Regions from separate parts of the Homo sapiens genome. Here region 1 is linked to region 2. Evidence: chromatin loops called from intact Hi-C (ENCODE). Cell type or tissue: heart right ventricle. All regions are shown on one strand.

Evidence for each region. Peaks named below come from ENCODE experiments on the same cell type or tissue, not always from the same donor. Only the 100,000 strongest peaks of a DNase experiment are listed, where the experiment ranks them.
Region 1: it touches region 2 in a loop (2.2-fold over the local background); 22 of 110 quality-filtered maps call a loop at or near these places.

Annotation. Positions count from the first base shown.
Region 1 is chr15:70,346,160-70,354,159 of GRCh38, reverse strand. No RefSeq gene overlaps it. Among named protein-coding and RNA genes, the nearest start is that of LINC02205, 160 kb to the left of the region's middle. In heart right ventricle, no CTCF peak of the experiment used is centred here; a DNase peak (open chromatin) is centred at 4,979; H3K27me3 peaks cover 2,359 bases.
Region 2 is chr15:69,724,509-69,732,508 of GRCh38, reverse strand. No RefSeq gene overlaps it. Among named protein-coding and RNA genes, the nearest start is that of LINC00593, 110 kb to the left of the region's middle. In heart right ventricle, a CTCF peak has its summit at 3,164 (motif pointing left); DNase peaks (open chromatin) are centred at 3,188, 6,198 and 6,446; H3K27me3 peaks cover 2,082 bases.

The sequences.
Region 1 (8,000 bases), 620 kb before region 2:
AGCTGGGTCATCAAAAGCCTTCAAACCTGACTTCAGTCAATATTTCGATTGGCTGGGCTCCCTGGCATGACACAGCTAAGCCCCAGGTGTGGAGAACTGGCTTTCCAAGCTCCAGGAAAAACAAGGGTCTCTGTACTGAATTAAACCATCCCAGGGAAGCCCCATCCTGCAGTTCCACCCCCACACCCTTGTGAAGGAACAAACGAAGAACGTGGGAGTCCCGTCTGCCCTGGCTTGTCCCCTGAATGTCTCCTCGACACAAAGTGCAAAGCCAAAGCTCTGGCCCACAGCTAAGTAGTGGGGGGTCCAGGCCTCTGTGATCTGGCAAAGGTGCCAGGACAGTGCAGTCGGCCCCTGCAGCTACCCTGACGCGCACCAAGGTCCCCCAGCAGTGGAAGAGAGGAAAGGCCTCTCCAAAGAGTGGGGTGTTCATTGTATTTGCAGGGTGGCAGGGGTGCCAGCCTTGCCAAAGGACCCATGTGCAAGAAGAGAAAGTTGTGAGAACGGCGAGTGGGCGAGATGCACAGGGCAGAAGCTGTAACTTCTGGGGCTTCGTGCCCAGCCCGGGGCTGCCTAGCTCAGGTGTTTACCGTTCGCTGATCTTTGAGTGTCACCAAAATGCACCCTCATGGCTTGGAAGCTGCATCCTCTTGAGCCCTGCTGCTTGCATTCATCCTTGTTATAGGGTGGCGTCCCTCCCTCTCTCTTTCCCTCCCTCCTTCCTCCGTCTTTCCTACTCCCTGTCTTCCCTCCTTACTCCTTCTTTGAATTCCTTCCACATGCCCCTGCCCAGCTCCAGGAAAAGCCCTGCCCAAATGTGGAATGGCCACTGTCTTTCTTATGAATTAAGAAGTGCTGCTGGGGAATATTATTCAGCCCTGAAAAGAAATGAAGTACTAATACCTCCTACGATGTGGATGAACCTCGAAAATATTACATGGAGTGAAAGAAGCCAGACACAAAGATCACATTGTATGACTCCATCTAAATGAGATGTCCGCAATAGGCAAATCCACAGAGACAGAAAGCAGACTAGTGGTTGCAGGGGCTCGGGGAGGGCTCGGGGTTGCAGGGGCTCAGGGGGAATGGGGAAAGACCGTGTAATGAGTATGGAGTTTCCTTTGGGTGCAATGAAAATGTTCCGGAACTAGATAGAGGTGATGGTTGCACAACCCCATGAAGGCGCTCAATGCCACTGGACTGTACACTTTAAAATGGTTGATTTTATGTCCCGTGAATTTTACTTCAAGTACAGAAACAAACACAAGGAAGTACTGTGGACTCCCTTCCTCTCCTCTTGCATGTAATCAAGGCGCCTCCAGTGCCATGTTCCAGGAGCTCTTGAGCTTAGGAGAAAGTGTGCAGGGTCTCTGGAAGACTCAATACAGTACATATAAGTTTTGGGGGAGTGTCTTCCCTGCCCTCATGGACAATGCATCAGCCTGGAAGCCTTAGCCAGCCTGACTCTGAAGGAAAGTGTGAAGGGCAAAGGTATTGGAGAGTTAGGGGAAGGAGAAAAGGGGAAAGGTGAACCAAAGAGAGGAGAAAGGTGTGTGTGACAAGCATCTCTGCCCTGCAGGCCCTGGGCTGGGCATTTCATGTCCAGCAGCTCATTCCACTGCAGCCTTGCAGATGAGGAGGCCAGCTGAGCACTGGTTGTCCAAGGTTACTGACCAGGAATAGGTGGGCTGGCTCTGGAGTCTGTGCTTTCAAGCCTTGGCTCTACATACTAGGATCCTCGTGGATGGGCCTTTGGAAATGATGCTGTCTTGGGCCTGGTTAGCCCTGTGGGGGCTGCTTCCTCCCCTGTTCCTGGCCCCTGGCTCCAGTCTGTTCCCTATGTGCCCTTTAGACCCTGATGATGAGTTCCCCGGGCTGCTCTTGCCCACTGCACCCTAGAAAGCCAGCTCTCCCCTGTCTGTTCTCCAGGATTCAACATGTGGAGGAGGAGTCCAGGGTGGGGATGTTTAAGACAGCTGCCTCCTGCCTGTGCTGATTGTGTTCATCCAGCAGGTGATCCTGGTGCCTGAGCCCTGGCCTGGATGTCAGGAGAGTGAGGCAATTGCATCTAGTCATTCTTTTAACAAAGATGGATTGGATGCCTGCAATGTGCCAGGCACTGTGCTAGGTGTTAGGGATGCAGCAGGGAGCTCACGGCCTCCCACCTTCTAGTGGGGGAGGCAAATAATGGAGGCCCAAATAGATCATGCAAACCCCTCAGGTCAGGATAAGCACTGGGAAGAGAAATAAAGCAAGGGAGGGGGAAGAGAATGACAGTCAAGGGAGGGAGAGGAGAACTTTCAATGGTTCAGGGAAAGCCTTTCTGAGGAGGTGACATTTGTGCAGAGACCTGAATTAAACCCAGGGGAAGAGTGTTCCAGGCAGAAGAAACAGTAGGTGTGTGGTCTCTGAGTAGCCAATGAACTCAGTGGGTTCAAGGAACAGCCAGGAGGCCTGTGTGGCTGGAGGGCAGTGAGCAGGAGCTCGGACAGGCCAGAGTCACGTGTGGACCGAGGAGGAAAGCGGGTGTGTGGTTTGATTCTCACCCAATGAGGGGTCCTTCAGGGGGCTGAGTGGAGGAATGGCATTGGCCAGCTAATGGTTGACGAGGACAGGAGCTGCAGCTGTGAGGAGAGTCCCTTTCAGTGGCAAGAGGAGAAGCAGGGAGGCAGTGTTCTTTCCCAGACATTGCTTTAGCCCTTTGGGTTTGCAGCCTCTGAGGCTGGCCTGCTGGAGTAGAAGCCCTGCCCTGCCACTTACTTGCTGTGTGACCTTGAGCAAATTGCTTAACCTTTCTGTGTCTCTGTTTCCCCATCTAGAAACTTGAAAAAATAATCATACCTCTCTCGTAAGGTTGTTGTGAGGATGGGGTGGGAGAACAGTGGTAGGACATAGTGAGTACTCCATGCGTGTTAGCCATTATCACTACCTTATACTATCATTAGCAACTTAACATGGTCTCCCGGTGGGAGGACGAAGAGCTAGCAAGTGGCTGCCTCTCCTTCTGCTCCTCTCTGGGCCTCAGGGTCCTTATCTGCTAAGAAAGGATTCATGGCCAGGCACAGTGGCTCAGGCCTGTAATCCTAGCACTTCGGGAGGCCGAGGCGGGCAGATCATTTGAGGTCAGGAGTTTGAGACCAGCCTGACCAACATGGTGAGACTCTGTCTCTACTAAAAATACAAAAAAAAAAAAGTAGCTGGGTGTGGTGGTCCATGTCTGTAGTCCCAGCTACTCAGGAGGCTGCGACAGGAGAATTGCTTGAACCTGGGAGGTGGAGGTTGCAGTGAGCCAAGATCATCACTACACTCCAGCCTGGGCCACAGAGTGAGACTCTGTCTGAAAAAAAAAAAAAGAGGATTCATTAGCAGATCTTTAAAGACCTCTCCAACTCTCTAACATCTGAATAATTAGAACCAATACCCCTCGTACACAAAAACAAAAGCAAAACATTAAGCACCCCCAATGTGCCAATCTGCCAGGAGAGACCACATAGAATTGCATTCAATCTTTCCAGTAACTCAATGGGAGAATCTTGTCCATTTCATAAAGACCAGTGTTTCCATCTTTCTCTTTCTTTAGTCTGTATTATTTTTTCACCTGTTAGATAATACATTGGTGGAAGAATTTCCATTTTATTTTTATTTTATAAATTTTTAAATTTAAATGTAAAATTTAATTTTCCTGGATGTGTGTTCCATGTGCCTTTGGAAGCAAAGTTTCCTGAGGTGCTCACCATAATCTTTCCAATGGGGTTAGGATTTAGAAACACAGAGAATGGAAATAAAACCTAGTTCCTACCCCAAGACTAAGGCAAAACAAGTGTAAAGTTTTCTCTCCTTGGTCCAAGATCAATGGGAATTAATATGGAGTTTTTCAGAGGTCAGTCTTCTGGGGACCTCCTGGTGACCACTCAGCCCAATTTAGTGGTCGGCTGGACAAACACGGTTGTCACAAAGCCCGTGTCCATTTCACAAAGCCATGGAGTCACATGGCAAGTTGGGTATAAAAGAAGGCAGGAGATACAGAGCAGGAACATAGTTATAGCAGAGCTGAGAAGGAAGCAAAAAGAAGTGTGCACATACCTTGCTTAGACTTCCGGCTAGACACTGTGTTAGGTGTTTTTTTTTTTTAGTTTGTTTGTTTGTTGAGACAGAGTCTCGCTTTGTTGCCCAGGCTGGAGTGCAGTGGCGCAATCTTGGCTCACTGCAACCTCTGCCTCCCGGGTTCAAGTGATTCTCCTGCCTCAGCCTCCCGAGCAGCTGGGACTACAGGCGCCCGCCACTACGCCTGGCTAATTTTTAGTAGAGACGGGGTTTCACTGTGTTAGCCAGGATGGTCTCAATTTCCTGACCTCACGATCCGCCTGCCTCGCCTCCCGAAGTGCTGGGATTACAGGTGTGAGCCACCACGCCCGGCCAGGTGTTTTCACATGTACAAGCCAATGGATGAGAAAAGGCAGGATAGTAAACAGAAGACAGACCCAAATGTAGGCTGGTCATAAATCAGCTACTGGTTTCATAGCTCATTTAACAAACCTAGCCAAAATAGGTTGATGGATGGTTCCATTTCCACCTAGAGGGGGTCACTGGTAGCCTGCCTTCAAGGTCTGTGCTTGGCCCTGAACTCATCAGCACACTTGGATCAGCAGCCTGGTAGATGCAGACACAGAGGGCAGGTTGATCACAAAGCTGGGAGAGAGAGTGATCATTCAAGTGTTTCAGAGTGTCAGGCTGGGCGAGACCTTAGAGATCACCCCTTCCCACTCTACAAAGACACAGAACTTGTTCAAAGTCACACAGTCAGTTTGTGGCAGACCAGCCTAAGGGCAAATTTCTCCACCTCCCTGTGCTGTGCTGGCCAATTTAGGATTCACATGATCCTGGCAGGCCTGGGCCGGCGGCTGATTCTAGCAGGATACAGCCTACCAGGGATGAGTGAGTGTGCGCTTTGCATTTCAGGTTCAGAAAAATCGATTGCCTAAGTACAGGATGTGGGAGGCTGGCTTGCAGCCGGTCTTGTGCAAAAGACCGGGGGGAGTCTGTTGGCCACGAGATCAATAGAAGCCAGAGTGTGATGCAGCCGCTAAACAGGGAAGTCTCTCCTCTTCCACGGACTGGGCAGAGCCAACGCGTCCAGAGCCGGAAGAGTGACAGCCTTATTTTTGTCTGTGCTCATCGGCCACTTTCCAAGATTTTTATTTATTTCTAGGTGTCATAGATTAAAAAGCACATCAAGGTTTGAAGACTGTAGAGAGGAGAACGGCTGAGCTGTCAAGGGGTCTGGGGGAGCCTGTCAGAGACCTTATTAAGGTAGCAGAAGACCCTTAACTGGAAAAGAGGAGAAGGATAATGGCCTTCAGTTTATGAGGTGGTTGTCATGGAATAAAGGCAGAGGCTCGTCTAGGGGGCCCCAGAGGACAGAACTGGGACGCAAAGCAGTGTGGGGTGGATTACCAACTGTTTCCCATGGAATGCCAAGAAGACAGCGGGTACCCAAGAAAGGGTCCACAGTCAACCAAGAGTAGGAAATGTATATATGCTATTCTCTATCCCCTCTTGCAGATTCAAGGTGCATATTAGCACATACATATATGCTAATGTGTATAATATGTATATTATATACATATGTATTAGTAGGTACATTACAAGGGATGAAATCTAAAGGTGCAAAAGAGCTTGTCTGTGCTCAAGCCCCCTAAAAAACAGAGCTTAGATGCTATGACTTGATTAGAAGTGCAGTCCTAGGGAGAGGGTTAGGGAGTGGCCACAGAGGAGGAAGAGCCGACATGAGAATTTGACACTGAGCTGGCTGCCGCTAAGTGCAACTGATTGCTGGATCCCAAGGGACTGTTCCCTGAGAAGCCATATTAAACTGTGTTTCAGGGTTGCTATAGCAAAGGACAAGTGAGAAGAAATTTCCATCAGGTCCAGTCTCCAATTGGCTGAAGATTGGCTCCATGGAAGATAATTTTCCCTTGTGTCTGAGTTGGGCAATCGTGGGCACTAGGGGTGGTCCTGAAGTGGTAAGGTCCACAGAGATGCCCTGAAGGGGAAGCAAGAGGAAGTGCAAGAGCAGGATGGCACTTCTGTGAAGTGGGCTGATGCTCACACAGTGCTGTCACTGCTTGAGGCTGGAAGAAGAGACAGGTAAGGTGGAAAGGACGGGCTAGGTCTGCTATGAGTTGTGATTTACATGCAGCAGAAAGTAAGTCTCCTTCCCTCTCCTGTCCCACCACCCAGGTCCCCGCATCAGAGGAACACATTGTTTTCTTGGGAAGCCTTCAAGAGACAGTCATGCATGGGTGAGCCTATACGCATATAAATATATGACATAGGTAATTATATATGCACATATTTTCATAGAATGGGAGCATACTATACTGCATAGCACTTTTTTACATAACAATGTATCTTGGCACTCTTTCCTTATCAGTACACATAGAGCCGTCTCATGCATTTGAATGACCATATAGCACTTCATCCAGCTGATGTACCATAATTTATTTAAATGTCCTATAATGCACATTTAGGATGCTTCTAATCTCTTGCTATTGCAATCATCATGGCGGTAAATACTCTTGTACACAAGTCATTTTGCAATCCTAGGAGGTTATCTCTAAGGCAGAAAACCTAGAAATGGAATGTTGGGTCAAAGGGAATATGCATTCTCAGTTTTGATCAATGTTGCCAAATTGCCTTCCAGGGTAGTTGTGCCAGATTCCCTCCCACCAGCAATTTAGGCGCAAGCCTGTTTCCCTCTGTCCTTACCAGCACAATGCATTATCACACTTTTGTTCTTTGCCAATGTAAAAGGTAGAAAATTATATTTCACTGTGATTTTAATTTTCATGTGTTAAGTCATAGTGAGAATGAGCCTTTTTTCTTCCAGTATTTACATTTTTTTACATTTACATATAATGCCATTTACATTTTATTTTCTGTGAACTGTCTATAACTTTTGCTCATTCTTCTTTATCTATCTTCTATCTATCTTCCTATCAAGAGATTATATATTTGCTTAAACAAAATATTATTGTATATGTTTAAGGCTTTATATAAATGGTATTGAACTATATATATAGTTCTATAACTGATATTATTTTATTCAACATTTTTCGAAGTCCTCAGCATTGTTTTTGAAATGTGTCCATGTTACAATAGCTACAGTTTGTTAATTTTCAATGCTGTAACATATTTTATTGTATGAATATGCCACAATTTACCCTTTCTCCTGTTGATGGCTTTGTGGGTCACCTTCAAATTTTTGTTATTACAATGTGGCTAGGAACATTCTAGTACATATCTCCTAGTGCACATGGGCAAAAACTTCTAAAGCAGAGTATATATAGCCAGGGCTGGAATTGCTGGGTCATAGGTTGTATGCATCTTCAGGGAACAAGATAATACACTTTTGCCCATTTAAAAAATATAGGCTGGGCACAGTGGCTCACACCTGTAATCCCAGCACTTTGGGAAGCTGAGGTGGGTGGATCACTTGAGGTCAGGAGTTCGAGACCAACCCGGCCAACATGGTGAAACCCCGTCTCTACTAAAAATATAAAAATTAGCTGGGTGTGGTGGCAGTCACCTGTAATCCCAGCTACTCAGGAGGCTAAGCACAAGAATCGCTTGAACCTGGGAGGTGGAGGGTGCAGTGAGCCAAGATCATGCCACTGCACTCCAGCCTGGGCGACAGAGCAAGACTTAGTCTCAAAAAAAAAAAAAAAAAATAGATTGCTGGTCTTGTTATTGATTGTAGGGTCTCTTCATGTATGGAAGCATTTGCACTTTGTGATATGGGCATATTAGTGTTTAGATGCTCAGAAAAGCCCTGCAGCAAAGAAATCTTTTTTTTTTTTTTTTTTTTTTGAGACAGAGTCTCACTCTGTTGCCCGGGCTGGAGTGCAATGGCGTGATCTCCGCTCGCTGCAACCTCCTCCTCCTGGTTTCAAGCAATTCCCTGCCTCAGCCTCCTGAGTAGCTGGGACTACAGGCGCCCG
Region 2 (8,000 bases):
ACTGTTGAGTGTTCCCCTGACAGGATTTGTCTAAACTCTTGAAAACCAAGAGGTGAGTGGGATATGCCTGGGTCCCTTTGCAGTCCACATTTCCCACCAACATGGCAGTGGCCCTCCTGAGCTAGACCCTGCCTTGTTGCACGTGCACTGGGGCACCAGGGGTCCTATTGAGCAATGCCTTTGGCCAGGCCACTGGCTGATCTTTGGATTATCTGGCAGGCTTTAAACACATACTGTCTTGAGCTGCTCCAGATGTACTCAAGAGTGATATGTGGGTAGATGGGGACCTGGAGTCTGTGTTTTTTGTTTTGCTTTGGTGTTTTTTCTTTTGTTTTTTGTTTTTTGTTTTTGTTTTTTTTTTAGATGGAGTCTTGCTCTGGCACAATCTCAGCTCACTGCAAACTCCGCCTTCCAGGTTCAAGCGATTCTCCTGCCTCAGCTTGCCGAGTAGCTGGGATTACAGGTGCATGCCACCATGTCTGGCTAATTTTTGTATTTTTAGTAGAGACAGGGTTTCACTATTTTGGTCAGGGTATCTGTTTTTTTTAAATCTCCCCATGCTTGGGAACCTCTGCACACATTGGTATGATGCTCAGATGAAAGAATTGTCATACCTGTCAGTGTATGTATAGGTGAGTTAAGTGAGTCTCAGGGAGAAACTGTTGTTAGGCAATGAATTGCTGACAGAGCCAGGAGTGGAAGATGAGTTTCCTGTCTTTCTTGTCTCCCCCTCCTCCCCCGCCAGGACTGCACTGTTGCTCTGTAAGAGGTTTGGGAAAATCCATCCTTATGGACAATCTGAAACGGATGATGCCGGGCAGGAGCTTAGAGGTTATCTTTCCAACCCAGTGGTTCCCAGTTTCCCATGCAGTTGTGTCAGAGTTACTTGAGATGCTTTTTGCCACAAGGATTCCTATTCTCACCCTGTACCGACTGTATCAGCATTTAGGAGATGTGACCTTGGAATCTATGTTTTTAGAAGTATTTCTGGTGATTCTGATATCAGCCATGTTTGTAACCCATTGATCCAGCCCTCCCCAATTTACAGTTGATGAAACTGAGGCCCAGAGATAACTAATTTGCTTAAGATCCCCTAGCCTGGCAACCAAGTTTTCTGACTCGGTCTGGAGCTCTTACTACTTACCACCCCTAACTCATCGGAAAGCCCAGCCACACATAGAAGCAGGGGAGGGCATGGTCAACCGACAACAGCAAGATGGACCATTCTGTTTAAAAAGCTGCCTCAGTGAGACATCTAATTAGCTGACTGTAGCATGGTTTCCTTCCCCTGGTTATTGATGTCTCTTCTCTCTTCTCTTCCTGATGCTGCCCCTTGCTCATCCTAATGTGATCAATTACTCACAGGAATAAAGTAAGCACATAGCCTACAGTCTATTAGGTAATCGGTGGTGTGCCAGATGAAGGAGCCATCAGGCAAGACAGGCTGTCTGGAGCAAAGGCCAGCAGAAGGGACGATGCAGGCCCAGCGGGTGGAAGAGTCCCTGAGCAGGAAAAGCCCCAACCCTCCAAGCAATGGGTGAAACTGTCTGAGCCCTCAGGGACTGAATTCTCAGGCCAAGCTTGAAAACAACTTAGACAACTGCTGTTCTGCTCTGGCTACAGGAGACCTATTTCTGATCCTGTCAGAACTAGAGCCTGCCTCTCGGACCCTGACGTGCATTCCAGTCACCTGGGATCCTGTTAAAATAAAGGTTTTGATTCTGGGGGCCTCAGAGTCTGCATTTCTGACAAGTTCCCAGGTGATGCCAGTGCTGCTCGTCTGGAAAAACAAGGGCCTAGAGATCATTGTTTGCGGGTCCAGCTGAGTCACCTTTGTCTATTCAGATATTCTTTTCCCGTCCAGCCCCTTTGCATGTGCTATTTCCTCGTCTGCAATGCCCTTCCTCCTCGAATCAGAAAAGTCCTGTTCAGCATTCATGTTCTGGCTTCGGTGATGTCTGTTCTTTCAAGTCTCCACTGAGCCCCTCCTCTCCATAAGGACGCTCAGGGAAGATGATATCTTCACTGTATCCTGATCACATTTCATGTAACAGTACTCTTACTCTTTGGTAACAGGAGTTTGTCCACTGACAAGCTCTGTGGCCCAGCAGCTCTGTACAGTCCGCACAGAGTCTTTCATCCCTCCATCTCCCAGCGTGGCAGGGCTCTCTTATCTGCTTGGTGCTAGAGGGTCTGAGAACTTTTGAGAGATCTCCAAAAAAGTATGAGACCCAGAAACAAAATTATGAGATCCAAAACATCAAGGGAAAACTTTGCAATGGAAATTAGTAAAATTTTAATGGAATGTCTACAAAACAAAGTATTACATCAACCTCACTAATGGTTTCATTTAGTATTTATAAAAACTTCACTCTATCTGAAAACAATGTGCAAGTTAGATTTTCTTACTTCGCAAGAATTCCTGAGTACCCCTCATAATCGCTGAGAGATCAAACCGAAACAAGCATCAAATGAATGACGAGTAGCCAAATAATTTCAAAGCGAAGTTATAAAAAATAATTCCTGGCCGGGCGCGGTGGCTCACGCCTGTAATCCCAGCACTTTGGGAGGCCGAGGCGGGCGGATCACGAGGTCAGGAGATCGAGACCATCCTGGCTAACACGGAGAAACCCCATCTCTACTAAAAATACAAAAAATTAGCCGGGTGTGGTGGCGGGTGCCTCTAGTCCCAGCTACTGGGGAGGCTGAGGCAGGAGAATGGCGTGAACCCGGGAGGTGGAGCTTGCAGTGAGCCGAGATTGCGCCACTGCACTCCAGACTGGGTGACAGAGCGAGACTCCGTCTCAGAAAAAAAAAAAAATTCCTATAATTCTACAGAAAAAAATTATATTTAATATGTTGGATGTGTGTGAGGTGGAGCCTTCAATGCAAGTGTCTCCAGATAGAAGTCTAAAAACCATCTTGATGTCTGGCCCAGAGGAAGAACACACTGGATTTCTCCTGAATGAATGTGTGAGTGCTGGAAGGTATGAAGTGGAGGAAGGAACGAAAAACAGACAGGAGAGATACATAAAATGTAAGCCAAAGTTTTAGGTCATCAATAAAGGGAGTCCTTGTTAGCAAAAAACAAAACAAAACAAACAAACAAAAAAAACTACCAGGTTCCAGGCAGCCAAGAGAAACAGACGACATCGCCCCCTACTGGCTGGAGGAATTTTGGATTGCCCGCAGACTGCCTTCTTTTATTGATCTGTCATTGTTGTTTCTCTGACATTGAGAACTTCAAAGCCCCCTGGAACTGCCTCAACGAGAGAAATCGGTGGTCCCTGAGGATCAAGACCCTTCCTTTCCTCTGGAGGAAAGGGGGCTGGAGGGGAGCTTTATAACTCATTCTATGTCAGACATCTTGAAATGGATCTAAACCCATCTTGAACCTATTTCGACCTTCCTCTTGAACCACTTCTTGGTTAACATGTTCCATATGTTTCTTACTCTGATGGAAAATAGCCTTTACTTTTATTTCAAAGGGCATTGTTTAAAAGTCTGGGGACAGAGCTTTGTTCTTAGACAAACAAGATTTGGGAAGTTCTTCTAAGAAAGCAATCAGAGATAAACAGAAAGATTTATATACAAGATGTTCACTACAGCATTATTTATAATGGTGAAAAATTGGAAACAGCTGAAATGCTCAACAATAAGGGGGTGTTTAAATAAATTATGATCTACCCACACAATAGAAGTTCATACAGCCATTAAAATTCATGTTTTTGAAGATTATTTCATGGAAATAGCCAACCTTCAATGAGCCCTTCTCAGGTAGTACTGTCAGTGTTTTACAGGTATCACTTCATTCCATGCTCACAACAACTCTGTGAAGAAAGCACTATTTGTATTATTTCCCTTTGACACACAAGGAAACTGAGGCACAGAAAAACCAAAGTCATACAGCTAGAGGTGTGCATTGATCTAGCACCCAGAGGCTGCACAGTTGTGCACTGCATGATGCTGCCTTTCTCTAACAGAGGTTCATTGAAATTCCGAGCACTTATGGGTATGCAATGGCACACAGAGTGGTTTAATGGACATTGAAGACTCAGAAGCAGGGAGGGTGGGAGAGGGGTAACAGATGAAAAATTACCTATTGGGTACAATGCGCACTATTCGGGTAACAAGTACACTAAAAGTCTAGACTTCACCACTGTGTGATTCATCCATGTAACCAAAAACTACTTGTACTCCTAAAGCTCCTGCAATTAAAAAAAATAATTAAACAAAAAGAAATTCAGACGGGCACAGTGGCTCATGCCTGTAATCCTAGCACTTTGAGAGGCTGAGGCAAGTGAATTGCTCGAGCCCAGGAGCTGGAGACCAGCCTGGGCAACATGGCGAAACCCCGTCTCCACCAAAAATACAAAAATTAGCCCAGCATGGTGGCACTCGCCTGTAGTCCCAGATAACTCAGGAAGCTGAAGTGGGAGGATGGCTTGAGCCCAGGAGGTGAAGGTTGCAGTGAGCCAAGATTGTGCCATTGCACCCCAGCCTGGCAACAGAGCCAAACCCTGGAAAGGGGAGGGGAGGGGAGGGGAGGGGAGGGGAGGGGAGGGGAGGGAAGGAAAGGGAAGGGAAGGGAAGGGAAGGGAAAAAGAAATTCTGAGCTTTGGGGGAAGAGAGGAAGAGCTCCTTCCTGGGTCCACTGCAAAGCTGTAGTGAAGGAGTACGGACCTTAGCTGCACCCTGAGGAATGATGAGGTCTTGGTCAGGTGTGAATACAAATACTCATGAGAAGCATTTTTAGAGGAGAAAAGAGCCCAAGTGAAATTGCAGAGGTGGCAATTTGTGGGGAGAGTTCAAAAACCACTGAGGAGGCAGGGTGGCTAGCATATCAGATGCATTATAATTATCCATGGAAAATCAGCAAATAAAGGAACTAGGGCGGAGCCCCTGCAGTGTGTGCCAATGCAGGGTCAGTAGTAATTAAAACCATTAACATCACAGAACTCACCCAGGCACCCTACTGAGTGCTTTCCGCAGGTGTCTCATTAAATTCTGGGGACCACAACCCTTCTTTGTACTGTCATTATTCCCATTTCACAGGTGAGAAAACAGACTTGGCGAGATCAAGTCATTTACCTCAGACCTCTACTGGCAAGTAACAGTGGCTGGAGTTGAAGTGGGTGGCGCAGAGGCCAGAGGCCCCATGACTTGCTGTGTCTCCAGGGAAGTGGGCTGCCAAGCACAAGAACAGGATCTGTGTTCATCCCCCAGCAGCCAATGCTGTTTTCTGTCCCAGCAGCTACAGCTGGCCTTCTCAGCTATTTAGGGAAAACGTTCTATATGAAAATGACTGCAGAGCCGCCTGGGTTTATGAGAACCCCCAGGAAGCCCAGCTTCTGGCAACACGTGAGAAGGGAAAGGGGAAAGAATCCTCCACATTTGGGGAAAACAACCAAATGACTCTGGTTCCTCGAGCTGGTGCTGTGTGCCATCTGAGGAGAATGGAGAAACAAAGGAACGCCGCAGGCCCACCCCAGAAGTTCCGGGCCCTCCCCTGCCCTCTGCTCTAGGCAGCTGGCTGCTTAAGGGTTGGCCTCTAGCCCCAGGGACTCAGCCTAGACTCAGCCCCTTCTTCCCCAGAGCTGCCACCTCCCCCAGGTCCCTGGGCTCTAAACCTGCTCCCCCAGGCCAGCAGCAAAGGGGCCATTCTTCCCATACCCCTCTTTACTGCATGCAAAGACAAGCGCCTCTCAGACCCTCTCTTTTCCTGGCTCTACCATCCACAAAGCAAAACATGGGGACTTTTCAGAGTTTCATTTTCACTGTCTCTGACTCCTTCCTGAAGAGGTGAATGGAGGCCCTGTGCATTCCAGCTCGCTACGGTGCACCTTGGGGGCGAGCTTACCCGGATGTCCCTTGACCAATTCTACCTGGCCAATAATACAAACAGTGCCAGGTAGGGTCAGGGACTACATAGAATAGACCACCTCTGGGGGCCAGTCCAGTGCCAGCGTCCCTCCTCTGAGAACCACCCTCCATCGTAACCCGCGGGGATGGGCTCTGGAGCCTTGCTGTAAAGGAGACCACCCCCTTTCTTGGCCACAGGGCTGAGGGCAGCAAGGGAGGGTGTCTGCCTTGAGGTGGCTGATCTGCTGCCTGGGCTCAGATGGTCAGACTCTCCCCAGGACATTGGAGCCATGACAGTTGAGGCTAGGGAGCTGGGGCCAGGCAGCTGTGCACCCCCTCTACACAGGGAAAGCTGGCTGGAAAATGGAGAGGAGAAAGAGGAAGAGAACCAGCAAGAGAGGGAGAGGGGCCATAGGCATGACTTTACAGTTCCTGATTCTAGTTCCTCAGAGGCGGGGCTGAATGTTTCACCCTTGAGTTTTGTGAAATACCACCATCTTCTTCCCATAAGGTCATTGTTTTGCTTGAGCAAAAAGGGCTGTTTCTCATGGCCACACGGGCTCCAGCTAGAACAACCCCAGTTAGGCCACCAGGGCCTGAGGAGCCTGTCCCTGCAGAGGGGCTGGTTGGAAGGCCTGGGCCCTGCAGCAACTTCTTTCTCAAGGCCCTGGGCTGTCCTGTCTGGAGCTAGGGAGGGCTGTGTTAGGGAAGAGTGCCCATCCCATCCCTGGGACCTCAATGGCACACTAGACTGTGGTGTCTGCTTTACATTGTCCCTGCAGTATGATAAACTCGACTTCACACAAGTACCTTTCATGTCAGTATCTAGGACTTCTGCAACCGCCTCTCCTTAGCCCACTATCACTGTCCTGGTGACAGAGCCCGACTAATCCTTTCTCTCATGCTTCTAATTCTTAAATGTCTCCCTGCTGCATATGAGATAGAGTCCAAGTTCCTAACTCAACATTCAAGGCCACTGTCGAGCCTCTGCAGCCTCATCACTCCCCATTTCACATTTCCTAGTTGAGTAGAACTGCTCCTGGTTCCCTTGTCCTTTGGTCCCCTCTACCTGGAATTCCCCTTGCTTCCTTCTTAGCCTTCTGAATTTCCACCTGCCTTGTGGGAAGGCCCCTAGTTCTGCTCTCATTGCTGCCAGGAAAACTCTAAACCTCCCAGGCAGAGCGAAGGGCTCCTCCTTTGGACTCCCACACCTCCCGGCCCCACTCAGCCTATCAGAGCTCAGAGTGACTAACAGCTTATTCTCTGTGTCTCCCCAGTGCCACGTTCAGTGTAAATTGGTCTCTATCCACCCACCCACCCCATCTTCTCACTATCTTTTCAACAAAGGATGTGATTTTCAACAGAATGCCCAGGTCACCTATTCCTATTTTAAAGGTGATGAAACCAAGGCTCAGAGAGGTTTGTAGTGACCCACAACCAGAGAGCTAGGCAGTGGTGGGCCTGAATTACAAGCCAGGACTGCCTGCTTCAAGCTCTGCCCTCTTTCTGCTCTACCCACTCTCTGGCAGGCAAACTCTGCCTTGACCCCAGTCTGTGCTGACATCATGATGGGTTCATTCAAATAGGAGTTTTCTATTTAGGGCCATCAACTTTTCTGAGCTCCAGTAAGACTTCCAATCTGCATCAACCAGGGTATCAAGGATTGGAATTCAGGCTCCCAGTGTTCACTGACGCCCCTGTGTGGGTGGATACTCTTGCTCAGAGGATTTCCCACCTCCATGCCTTTGTGCCTGCCATGCCTTCTTCCCATGCTCCCCAGGAGGACTCTGTTCCTTGTTCTTGCTCCTTCTTCGAGATCTGCCCCACGTGCTTCTATCTGAAGCTTTCCAGGAACCTCCCTGGGATCGCTGCTCATTGCCTTCTTGCTTTGTATGCATTGAACCTGGGTCTTTCTCTATTCAATAAATGGCTACCATGTTGGGCTTGTACCTATCCATTTGCTCCTGTCTCTCCCTTAATAGACAATAATTTCTATATAATTTAGCCCCTAGCCCAGAACTTCACTTAGAAGAGGTGCTTAATTAAGCTATGTTAGAAGGAAGTAGCATGGGGGAAAGAGGGAGGGAGAGACAATGATTGCAAAGCATTTCACACTGAGAAAACCCACAAGCCCCATG